Linked DNA regions of Mus musculus: region 2 is linked to region 1. The links are chromatin contacts, found by Hi-C or POLR2A ChIA-PET in ENCODE. All regions are on one chromosome and are shown on one strand. The core of a region is the stretch at or near the end of the contact, and the rest is flanking DNA. Distances in the headings are between cores, read along the strand shown. Region 1 has its middle 16 kb from the start of Rtp1. Region 2 holds the start of Masp1 (mannan-binding lectin serine peptidase 1).

Evidence for each region. Hi-C counts contacts between places; a loop is a spot of excess contacts on that map. ChIA-PET counts read pairs that join two places held with the same protein, here RNA polymerase II (POLR2A).
Region 2: a loop to region 1 is called in a map of T-helper 17 cell, with 2.0 times the contacts of the local background. The contact joins the promoter of Masp1 here to the enhancer-like site in region 1. A Hi-C loop is called at or near these places in 1 of 37 maps with a recorded cell type or tissue (T-helper 17 cell). POLR2A ChIA-PET finds 5 or more read pairs at or near these places in 1 of 5 experiments (Patski).

Annotation. Positions count from the first base shown.
Region 1 is chr16:23,442,266-23,448,051 of GRCm38, reverse strand. No RefSeq gene overlaps it. Among named protein-coding and RNA genes, the nearest start is that of Rtp1, 16 kb to the right of the region's middle. Within about 2 kb of position 2,632, at least 1 of the 3 ENCODE cell types and tissues checked has a DNase peak (open chromatin) inside an H3K27ac peak, as active enhancers do.
Region 2 is chr16:23,518,129-23,523,914 of GRCm38, reverse strand. Masp1 (mannan-binding lectin serine peptidase 1) reads left to right here and starts at 3,100. Exons shown (of 11, transcript NM_001359083.1): 1 at 3,100-3,369. The coding sequence starts at 3,365. It also overlaps a transcript of Rtp4 not described here.

The sequences.
Region 1 (5,786 bases), core at 1,383-3,882:
GGGAAGAGCGCGTACCTAACAAGCACAAGACATCAGGTCCCATCCCCCACCACACACATGGAAGAAAAAGAACGGTAGGAGAAGAAAACATAGTTACTCCACGGTGCAGACAGCAGGGGACCGTACCTCAGTCAGGAAGTGAAGGTTGATCTCAGCAGAAGCACCCATAGAGAGGCTGAACAGGGCTCTGCATCTCTCTGTTCTTCTCCACAAACTCTGTAACTCGTATCAGACAAATTGCAACTGAAGAGTATTCTGAAAACCATCTGACCAATGCACCCCCAAACTGTTCAAGTCTCCAAAAAGGGGGACAGGGATGTTATTTTTAAAATGTCACAACCAACAGAAGCTTATAACGGGTTGTATTGTGCACCCACAGAAGATATTGACCCTCTAAACGCCAGTTCTTCTACGTGTGAATTATTTCGAAACAGCATCATTACCAATGTGATTAATTAAGAAGAGGTCATCCTAGAGACAGAGCAACTGTTATCCTCATAGGAGAAGAAGACACACACAGAGGAAAGCACCATGTCAGTAGGTACAAAATCCTGCAGGTACAATTTAGGTGGCCCAGGACTGCCACCAAGACCCCAGAAAATAGGAACAGATAAAGACAGGCAGCACCTTGATTTTAGGCCTCTGGCTTCATCACCATATCTTAAAGGCCTTTAAAACACTTAGTTTGAAACAATATGAACTAACCAGTACCCCCGGAGCTCGTGTTTCTAGCTGCATATGTAGCAGAAGATGACCTAGTCCGTCATCACTGGGAAGAGAGGTCCCTTGGTATTGCAAACTTTATATGCCCCAGTACAAGGGAATGCCAGGGCCAAGAAGCAGGAGTGGGTGGGTAGGGGAGCAGGGTGTGGGGAGGGGAGGATATAGGGAACTTTCGGGATAGCATTTGAAATGTATATAACGAAAATATCTAATAAAAAACCCACTTAGTTTGAGACACTCATATAGTAGACCTCACAAACAATTGCATCTTATATGGGATCCTGGAATGTGGGCCTGGAGGAAGCAAACACTAAGGAGATTCTAACGAAGTGTGGATTTGATTGTGAGCGATCTATCTGTGTTGGTTCGTTTATTATAGCAAAACCACTGCTCTAAAGGATAGACAGCATGTCCGAAGCAGATACTACTAGTATGAGAGACACCATAACTCTCTGTGCCATCGTCACAACCTTTATAAATGAAAAGCCATTCTAAAACAGAGTCTTTAAAAATTAAGTGACCTTCCAGGACTTGCAAGCAGTTTCTGATGAACTCTGGGGATTAATCCCTGGACAGGCACACCAACTTTTGAGAAATGAGGCAACACACAGTGGTCACAGGGGGACCTTAAGGACATAGACTCCTGGGTCCTTCTCCCGTCTGCTGTAAGGTTTGAGCACTGGTGCTTCTTAGAAGATGCCTAGATGATTCTACTAGGCATCCAGTCTGAGAATCACTGTTCCAAGTTATCCGGCCCATACGGCATGCCCCTCCCAGAAGAATATGAGAGCCAGTATTTCCCAGGCTCAGCCTTTGAGTCCATTTACTCAGATGAGAGGAGACAGAGATGGGGCAAGGTCCCCCGGTGTTCTAGACTGTGATCCAGAACATTTCTGTGACTCAGCAGCAATGCCATTGCTAGGGTATTTCTGCTGTAGTGTCTACTGAACAGAACTCTTCTACAGTAAGAAACTAAGACAAGGAAAGCACCTCAGAAACTGGGGAGCATCATATGGGGGCACAAGGAGGTGAAAGGTCCCTGGAAGGAAACTGAGTGACATGGTGTCCCTGGGTATCTAGGGGAAACTGTCCCTGAAGAGACAGATAAGTCAGAAGAAAGAACACTACACCATCTAGGGAGACCGAGTGCTGTAGGATTTATGAACGGCCCTAGAAGCTTTGGGTTTGGGTTAAGGAAAGACTTGAGCTTTGTGAACCAAGAAGATGTATGATCAGTTCATCCTTCAAATGAAGTTTCAGTGTAGAGAATGAACACAGATTCAAGATGGCCTCAGAACATCAGGCAAGAAATCTATTGTTCTGCATTGAAATCTAATCCATGGGAAGGAGAGTATTGGGCATCTGGAGTGCCGAGAACCTAGGGCCAGGCCTGAAGAAGATCTCATCCTCTGTGAATGCTTCAGAGAGCATTAGCAGAAGAAGAAACAGAGCAGGGACCAAACCCCAAAGGAGTGATGCTTTTCCAGGTCTCTGGTCTTTCTCTGCCTACTGGCATCACGCTTCAAGGAAGCGTGGGCTACTCTGAGCCTGAGACAAGGAGACAAACAGGGCCTTTGTAGTGCTCTCCTGCATCTGGTATGCATTGGTCTTTTTTTTCCCAAAGAGATCAAGAAAATGTCATTTGGATGCTAGAACACAGGCTCATTTCCCAGCAATGAGCTTCTGATCACAGGGAAGAAGCCAGGACCGTTTCAACATCAAGGCAGATCACAAAGGCTCCGAGGGAGTTCCCCCAGAGAAATGGGGGACAAAGCATGTTGCGACAATGAGAAGGTGTGTCTAGTCCAAGTGGTGCCCAGGGCATACATGATGAGTGACAAACAGGTCAGAACAGGCAGGGGTGCCCTTCCCCCACTGCTTCTGTTAGTCCTTTTGCTAGCCCCTACAAAATAAGAGGTCTCTGAAGCGTGGCTATGGATAGAATCCCCTGCTCATATGTTCACCCTTGGGGTGGCTGGCATAAGGCCTGAACACTGGAGGTTCTGAGGATGTCCATGTGGTTCTAATGAACATCATTTGAGAGCCACTGTTCTAGACTATTCTGCCAGAATGTAACCTCTGAAGAATGTGGGAGCCTGTTTGTCCCAGACTTATGACTTGGATTGAAGTTACTCAGTTAGTAAAAAAAAAAAAAAAAAACAGGGACAGAAGAGGCTGCAGGGTAGCATTGTTCAGAGGGGGGAGAATTTTTAGGAGATTGGACTTAGTGCTTTGGTCGGCGGGGCTGTGCCCTCAAAAGGTTGTGGTGATCCATTCACCGCCTTTTAGGATATTTGTGCTCACTCTAACACACACGTTCTACCGTCATCAGCCACTGCCTTAGATCAAAGAAAGTGCCATGCCCTTGAGCTTCTTAGAACCTTAAGCCAAATGGGCCTTTTTTTCCCCTAAATATCCTGCACCAGCTACTTTGTTGCAGTAACTTGATACTAACTGATGAGGAAGTTATGTTCTTCCACTCTATAGTGATAATCAAGCACCAATCAGAGCAAACCCTGGAGTTCTCAGGTTCCATATAGACTCAGCCCAGGTTCCAGGTCTCTGAAGCTGCTGACCCAGTTAGATGATGAGGACTTTTATCTTCCCTTGGGTTATTTATCATGTGACATTATTTTTCCCAACTCCTACAACCATGTGGCTTATTTAATCCATGTCCTTTAAATACCATACATGCTTCAGGCCTGCCAATGGGACCCATAACAACTGAATTTGTTCCTTTAAACAACTCCACAACATTTCTGTCTTGCTGTGACCTTGTGTGCTCAATTCCTAATTGGCAGTCTAGGCCTCCCACTAAGTCATTTTTATTTCAGTACATTTTTAAATTATGAAATACTTCAAACACACTGGGGGAAAAAAACATAGACACAAGTCCATGTCCCGCTCAGAAGTGATGAAATACTGTCCTGTGTGAGGAATCCCAACAGGGTTCCAAGCCAAGCCGTGAGATTGTGCCATGAGAGGAGGTGACTTGTGCCAGGGCAGAGAGATCTGCGGCTGACTGTGAAGACCTGGAGCCCGGTCCTAGCTCTATTTCTGGGTTCAGACATTCTATCATAAATGCTTCCTGCACCTCCATCTTCATGATCTCTCCTATGAGTTCCTCCATCTTCTCCACCTCTGTCTGGAGAGCCCCACACTCCAGTCCTGGGTACTCTTCCCTATCTGTGTGCTGCCACTGTCTCTGGATATTTAGCATCATCTAAACACAGATGACTCTGATTTTTTTCCCTAGCTTGCCCTCCCTTCTGATCTACTACTGATATCTTGTCATTTCTTTTTTCTTTTTTCCAATGGAATATTTTTATTGATTATTTGGAAATTTGACATAACGCATCCCAACCTCTGACCTCCTAAGTCTGCTCCCCACCTTGTAACCACCCCTCTCCACCTAAAAAGAGAAAGAAGAGTCCAATCTGTTTTACCCATAGATCCACTGAAACGAGGTCAAACTCACAGTGGCCAGCCCCTTAATGAAAACTGAGCCCGTCCCCACCCCCACCAGAAGCCATCAACTGTGGACAGCATCACTTCAGCATCCTTATCACACTTTCTAATAGTTCTCTTCTATGGCTTCTTGTCTAGCCTGCCACTTTTGTGGGGGTGGGGGTGGGTGGGAAGGAGTAGGGCTTCACAGAGAATCGTTCTACGTCTCTTTTTCTTACATTTGAGTCTACAGCATTCAATACCTCTGCAGAAGAAGTCCCCTTGCCCTCTACAACCAGCAGGTGTATGGATCATGGATCTCCACATGATTTCTGGTAACAGCACAGACCACAGGAATCAATCAACATCTCAGCATGGTCTCTGGTGTTAGTACATACTATGGACATCATTACTGCTCTCTACCGCAGCATGGGCCATGGACAACATCCTAGTCCTTGGTGGCAGCACAGGCCACAGACATTAACATGGCCTCTGGGACAACACAAACTATAGGGACCAATATGGTGCCAGAAGACAGCCAGGCCCATGAATATCGACATGGCCTCCTATGGGAGCTCAAACCTTGAAGATGCACATGCCCTTCAGTGGTAACATGCATGGACCATGGGCATCAACATGACCTCTAGGGGGGAGCACCAACCATGGGCATCCACACAGCTGCCAGCTGCAAAACTGACTAAGGGCATCAACATGGGCTCAAGTGGCAACACAGGCCATCCACATCAACATGACTTCAGGCAGCAGCACAGACAATGGACATCCACCTGGCCTTGAATGGTAACACGGGCCACAGACACCAACACAGCCCCCTCCTGCAGCAGGCCCAGCTGGTTCTGCTACCCCACTTCCTCATCATGATGATGACAGTGTCATCCCTCTGGAACTGTAAGCCCCCAATAAACCCTCTTTTCTGTAAATTTCCTTGGTCATGATGTTTAATCACAATAGGAAAGTAACACACACAATGATTGTTAAACTCCAGGGGCTTCCTGTCTATCATGTCAGCAGTGACCTGGATCTGTGACCTGTGCTTTATACACTCAGAGCTCTGCTCCTGGCTCTTTTACTGTGCCGTCATAGTGAGCATTTGACATTGCTCTGAAAGAACCTAGTGGGGAAACCCCCACTCAATTTCCGTTTGGCGCACACCCAAGAATCACGAACAGACGACCAACTTGATGTAAGAACACGAGGTAGTTTAATGGCGGAGCTCCGGGTCGAAGCGTATCTCACGCAGGAGACAGTGGTTTCGACCACGAGGCTTGGAAGCTAGGGGTTTTTATAGAAAAGGGGTGGGGCTGGGGGAGGAATTGGCGCGGTTTCACATGATTGGTTCATTTAAACATCAACAGACTGTCAGAAGGGCGGGAGATAGGGAGGCACTAGGCCAGTCAGGACATGTAACGACGGGCCTGCCCGGGCATGTCCCGGCCTGTTCTGCTATTTTCTCAGCCCCAGGTTTCAAAGCTCACAAACAACTCTTTGGGCTATTTGACATACATTACATGAATCACAGATCTCAATTTTTTTATTTTCTTTCAGCTCCTGTTTCAAGGCCTTGGTACAAGTCATTGCTCTCTGTCCCTCCAACTTTT
Region 2 (5,786 bases), core at 1,851-4,350, 75 kb before region 1:
TTTGATTCAGGTGTCACTGTGCCTCCTAACTAGCCTTGACTTTGCTGTCTTCTTGTCCGCCCTTTGGGAACAGGGATTATAGTTGTGCTCCACCACATCTGTGATTCTAAATTGCCTCAAGCTCTTTATTTATTTCTTAGATATTCAAAAGGAAGCCTGAGTTTCAGACTTTGACCCCTGCCCTGCCAAAGAACAACCCACTGACCAAATTCTTTACATTTTCTGACACATTCATAGCATTCCAGAAACTTTCACTCAGACACTACAAAATAAATACTTTGGTAGAAAATGTAAACCCCGGTGTTCCAGGGTAGGAAAACTATAGGACTCATTCTCACATAAGCTGCCTTTCTGATAGATAGGGCTTCCTGACTGTGGCGAGAAGGCCAGGGCTCTGAGCTCACCCCTGTTGTCCCCATTTCTTTGCTTAGAACTAAGAACTATTGGTTCCTTGTGTGCATTTTAAGCCACTTTTTGTCAAACTTTTAAAGAGACTAATTGAATCTTTCCAAACATAATTTTTCTTAATAGCCGTGATAGGATTCTGAATAATGAATGACGACACTGTCAGAACCACAGGGAAAGCAAGCGACACCACTGTGGGGTTCCTCTGGCCTCCTACCTCAGTGCAGGCGAGCAGCCTCTCATCCGTGCATCTTCTCAAGCCCACATCATGTTCTATGTGCTCACACTCAATGAACTGATACCCCACAAAGAAAGTAGGTGACTTGCCTGAAGCTGCAACTACTGGGACTACAGCCCAGTGCTCCAAACCCCAGAGCAGCACGGCCATCCTCTCACACCTGGGTATGATGGAGACACCTCAGGGAGTCTTCATTAAAAGCATAGTGCAAGCCAGTGGGCAGCTGCAGGAGTCACACACCCAGAGCCTCCACTGCACCTCTGTGACTGTGTGCATTCCAGCAGCTCCAACCGAGCCTTGGCTGACACCTAAGGACGCCATATAGCAGAGCTGCTGCAAATTGCTAGAATGTTCACTCAGAATACCCTTCAAGTGTCTCCCATTGATCACTGGCAGTCTTTAAAAAGCTAGGGCAAGAAGCTATTTCTGGAGGTCTAATTGCTCTCTGTGACACTTTACAAGGGGTAGCTTATGGCTTTCCCTCTCAAACTCTTCCCTCTGTGCCCAGATCTAGAGTGAACGCCTTTCCTTAACATATGCTAACTCCAGAGAGGGTGGGCTCAGCTGCAGGGAGAATTGCCGGACTCCTTCCCCGGGCAAGGCCACTGTGCACTGTGTGCGTCTTGCCAAGTTCTTTCTCCTTTGGTTTGAAAACCCTTGTGTATTCCAAAAGAAATGCAGCCCATGTGTTTCTGATTCATTTACACTTAAATCATTAAAATGTTTTTTTGTGAGAGTTATTTGATGTCTAAAGAGCCTGACAGTCTGCTTAATGGAGATTTTACAGGGTTTTCTTTCTTGTCCTGCCTGAAACAGAGACCATTTCTCTCGGGCAATGCCTGAGTTCAAACCTCCCTCCTCATCACACACACTTACACTACATTATCAGCCAGAGCCTCATAATCATGCCAATCACACAAGGCTGGCACTCAGGAAAGCTAAACTGGAGAACTTGGAGGAAAGACAAGAAGGGGTTACAGTAAATGTCAAATCTTTGCTCCCCCCAAAATACGTCAAGGAGAGCTATCTCAGGGTGGAGAATGTGTTTGGCACCTTGATTCAGGTGGCAGGTGGCCTTCTGCATGACTGAAAAGCAGCTCATCCTCAAATTCTCACTTGTGCCTCGTTACAGTTTCCATTCAGCGAACAAAGAGATGGGATCTGAAACAGTGCTGTACGCAGCCAGGTTGGTCAGAAAACATAGATCACCGTTAAAGTCTGGATCAGCATCTAAAGCGCTTGAAATAGTTCAGGACTCGGTTTCTCTGTTAGTGGATGTATGTGGTTTGCAAACGCCACGTGCTCTGTGATACGTTACCGAGACGTGGTGTCATGGAACCCATGAGAGATGGACTTCTTCCTCCCTTCCTAAGTGTATGACCACTTCCTCTGGGCACTTTCTTTACTGGAGTTATAATGCTACCACAGGCCTGGACAAGGTTCTCGAAGGAACGAGTGGGGCCAGGGTTAGCGCCCAGTGGCTCTTCTAACAGCTGGCTTGAGGTGGCAATGGCTCCAGAAGTGGTAGTGGGATCCTGGATGCCTTGGCCAGTCCTATAATCTTGTTAAGACATCATTTTCCCACCTGGAAAAGATCCATCAGAGAGAACCCTCAGAAGTTTGTGGAAGTGATTTAGACAGCGTTTGTGCCTGGCGCTGAAATGATGCAGGTGAGCGGGCCCACCCACCTCACACGCCCTTCAGCGCAGGCTGCCACTTTTGTGTGTTGGGGTTATTACTGTGGAAGGGCCTCTGTCGGACTGAGATGTCGGACTGCAGAGATGATACTGTGGTGGAGTTACAGTAGGGGTTAGCTGTGGAGAGGGTTATATGTGGTGCTGTCTTTAGGAAGAGGGCTCTCTTATTACTCAGCTCAGCATAGATCTGCTGTACGTTTCTCTATGGGGCCTGAGGCACTGACAGCACACAGGCACAGTTCTTTCTAGATGCATGGGGCACCTGGCTCTCTGGCTTTGCTGAAGCCTTTTTCCCAACTGGGTAAATTAGATCTCTGCATGCTTGCAGTTAGACAGTGCCACGCAGCAGCCTTTCAAGTGGGGAGAGTAAGTAGCCAACTGCAGGAACTGGTGCTCCCTCACCAGCGGGGCCAGCCACGAGGTTTTCAGAAGGAAAAAAAAAAAAAAAAAAAACCTGTGGATGTCCACGAACAGGCTGAGGCTTGGAATCTGCCTTCTTTTTTATAATCTCCTAGAACTGCCTTTTTAGTTGGCTGTTTCTGTTTAATTGTTCTTTTGCTGGGGTCCTAAAGTAGAACAATTATAGCCATCAGGCAAGGGAGGCTGAAGAGAAATTACTCTCTCTCTCTCTCTCCTCTCTCTCTCTCTCTCTCTCTCTCTCTCTCACACACACACACACACACACCTCTAAGTCTCTCAGATTTTTTTCTCAAGGGCTGCAGTCCCTCCCTAGGAGGGGACTGGCTAACAGATCTTGCAAGGAAACAGTCTGTCAGGTCCCTCCGAGTGTACATAAGCTCAGACAGAGAGAGGAGAGAGGGAAAGCCAGAGGGAGAGGGGGAGAGGGGATCTGTTGCAGGCAGGAGAAGGCGTGACCTGAATGGAGAATGCCAGCCAATTCCAGAGACACACAGGGACCTCAGAACAAAGATAAGGCATCGCTGACACCACACCGGGGACTGGGACGAGCTCACAGACAAGTCTGGCAGAAGGAACCAAAGCCAGGAGCTCACAGAGCAGGAAAATGAGGTGAGTGCCTGGTCAGGGGACCGAGTGGAGAGCAGCCCGCTGGGTCTGACCTTGTCTCTAGGCAGACTCACCTGCTTATCCTCTGGGCGGCTGGGGATGGGGGAGTCTCATCAATCCTGGGGGCCCTGTCCCTGGGGCACCTTCCCAGGGACTCCGGAGAGTCGCAACTTGAAACCAGATAGTTTGTGCAAAGCCTGCTCCTGGCGAGGCTGAGGCTCAGATTTCTCTCTCTGCCAGCACAGGGTGCTGCCTACTGGCCAATGCGATCCTCCTCCTCCTCCTGCCCACAAGGCTGATTCTTCTTTTTGCTGCTCGGCAAAGAGCACTGATTTCTTTCTCCCAACACTTTGAGAGTTAGATAATGTGTTTGTGTGTTTATATTTTTTTTTTCTGACCGGAAAAGACAACAGTTCCCCCCACAGCCTCACTTGTGGTTTCTTGAGCCTTCAGAAGTTTGCCAGTTAAACCTCAATTTAGAAAACTAGAAACCTGTCCCCATTTTACAGTTCCCTATAAATTCTGCATTTCTCACTGAAATCAGAGGCAGCTGGTGACATGAATCAGGCTAGGAAATGCACCAAATGGCTCTTAAAGAGACACCACAGTTTTTTTAAGGAGCATGTGGGATTCAGAAACCTACCACTTTAAATTCTAATGGGCTTGAAGCTCTTCAACCTTCCCTGTTTCTTGTGTCCCTTCATGTTCCTCACCAGGCATTTCTTATAAGCTTTACCAGAGTCTGAAACCCCAACTATCCTAATTATTGTTATCACTTGTAAGTGTCAAAAAGAGCAAGGAAACACACTCTGGAGATGTGTTAAGTCCCTACACACCTATTTTCCATTCGCTTTCCTTTAAATCAGGAAAGTTTCTATTTGTTTCTTTTCTTCAGTCACCTGGTAACTTGCTCAGTCCAGGGCCAATAAAGAGTGAGCTTCCATCTGTGTAACTTTGGATTGCATTGACCTATGCCTAGGAGGAAGAGCTGTCTCTAAAAGTTCATTCCGTCATTCTGATCTTGTAAAGTTGTCCTTTGGTTTTGTTCATTTTTCCCTTCTTCTGAAACAATGGCTTTTCTTCCTTTGTACTGTGGAATGATATTCTGCCTTACCTGTGCCTCAGCCATCCCAAAAGCTCACCGTTGTATATGCTTAACCCTCAATTTAGGACAACCCTCCCAGGTATTTCGCTCAACATTGTGTCCTCGTTTCTGATCTCCATCCCTCAGACATGGCATCTCTTCCTTTGTTCTCATCTGTGGCCATATTTCTTGTCATCTCTGGCGTGGCTACTGATTTAAATGTCCACTTCCCACTTCCGAGGGATGTAACCAATGTCTTCATCTTTGTAGGTCTTCATGGTCATGTGACCAGCACCTAACATCATGTTCCTTTCTAGTAGAAATTCAGTAACTATGACAGAGTCGAATTCAATTACTGAATATCAAAAAGAAGTTCTAGGAAAGTGTCCTGCTGGCTGTCTCTCAGGGGTCTGGACTCACAGGCACACAGCACTTGAGTCACTTTCATGAGCATTGCTTCATCCTGGCTTCGGGTTTCATGTGACATAAGGATTAATGGGAACATGAGATAGAAGCCATTAAGCAACTTGCCCAGGGCCACACTGATGATCTGGAAAAGGCCCAGACTCATTCTTGTGTCTTTGGGCTCCAATCATTTTCCTGATATATTCTATGAGGCTCTCAATCCCAGCTGCAGATTACAATGGTCTATGGTACTCGAGGAATGCCAGTCCCCAGGCGATAGAACAGAGTTTCGTGCACAGGGGAGGGGTTCAAACATTAGTATTTTTTTTTAATTTCCACATAAAGCTATGGGGTTTTTTTTTTAATTATTTTTTCACAGGATTAATTGCTTTGGCCAGATGCCTGGGCATGATACGGGCATGGATCCAACTTCTTCTCTGAGCTTTTGTTATTCTTTTCTTCTGTTGGAGTTAATTCACCATATGGTATTTGGCATGATATGCCATCTCTTAGGATATACTTTTCATCGTCTGTCAAGTGAGGCTGGTGGGTAAGGGAGCTCTGTAGTCTCTTCCAACACTGAATCTTAAAAATGGAGTGTTGGTGGCGTGTACATTGAAATGAGCGGAGCAAATGGAGAAGCTAGGGCGTGCCCCTGACGCCACAGTCTGACTCTCCTAGCTTCTTTATGTGTCTCTGATGGCCTGCTCTTATCACGGAGACTGTGAAATCCCAGCTCTCTGTATCACTTTTGACATTTCAAACAAATGCAGCTCGACTGTTTTTGATCTGCTGGGGGAGAGATAACAGGTGTCAGGACTTATACAGCCGGTGCCTGGTGCAGAAGAAGTCAAAACAGGATTGCGATGAGAAGCGAACGCTGCCGTGTGCCTCCTTTGGTTCACAGCCCCTAAGGCAAGCAAGCAAGCAT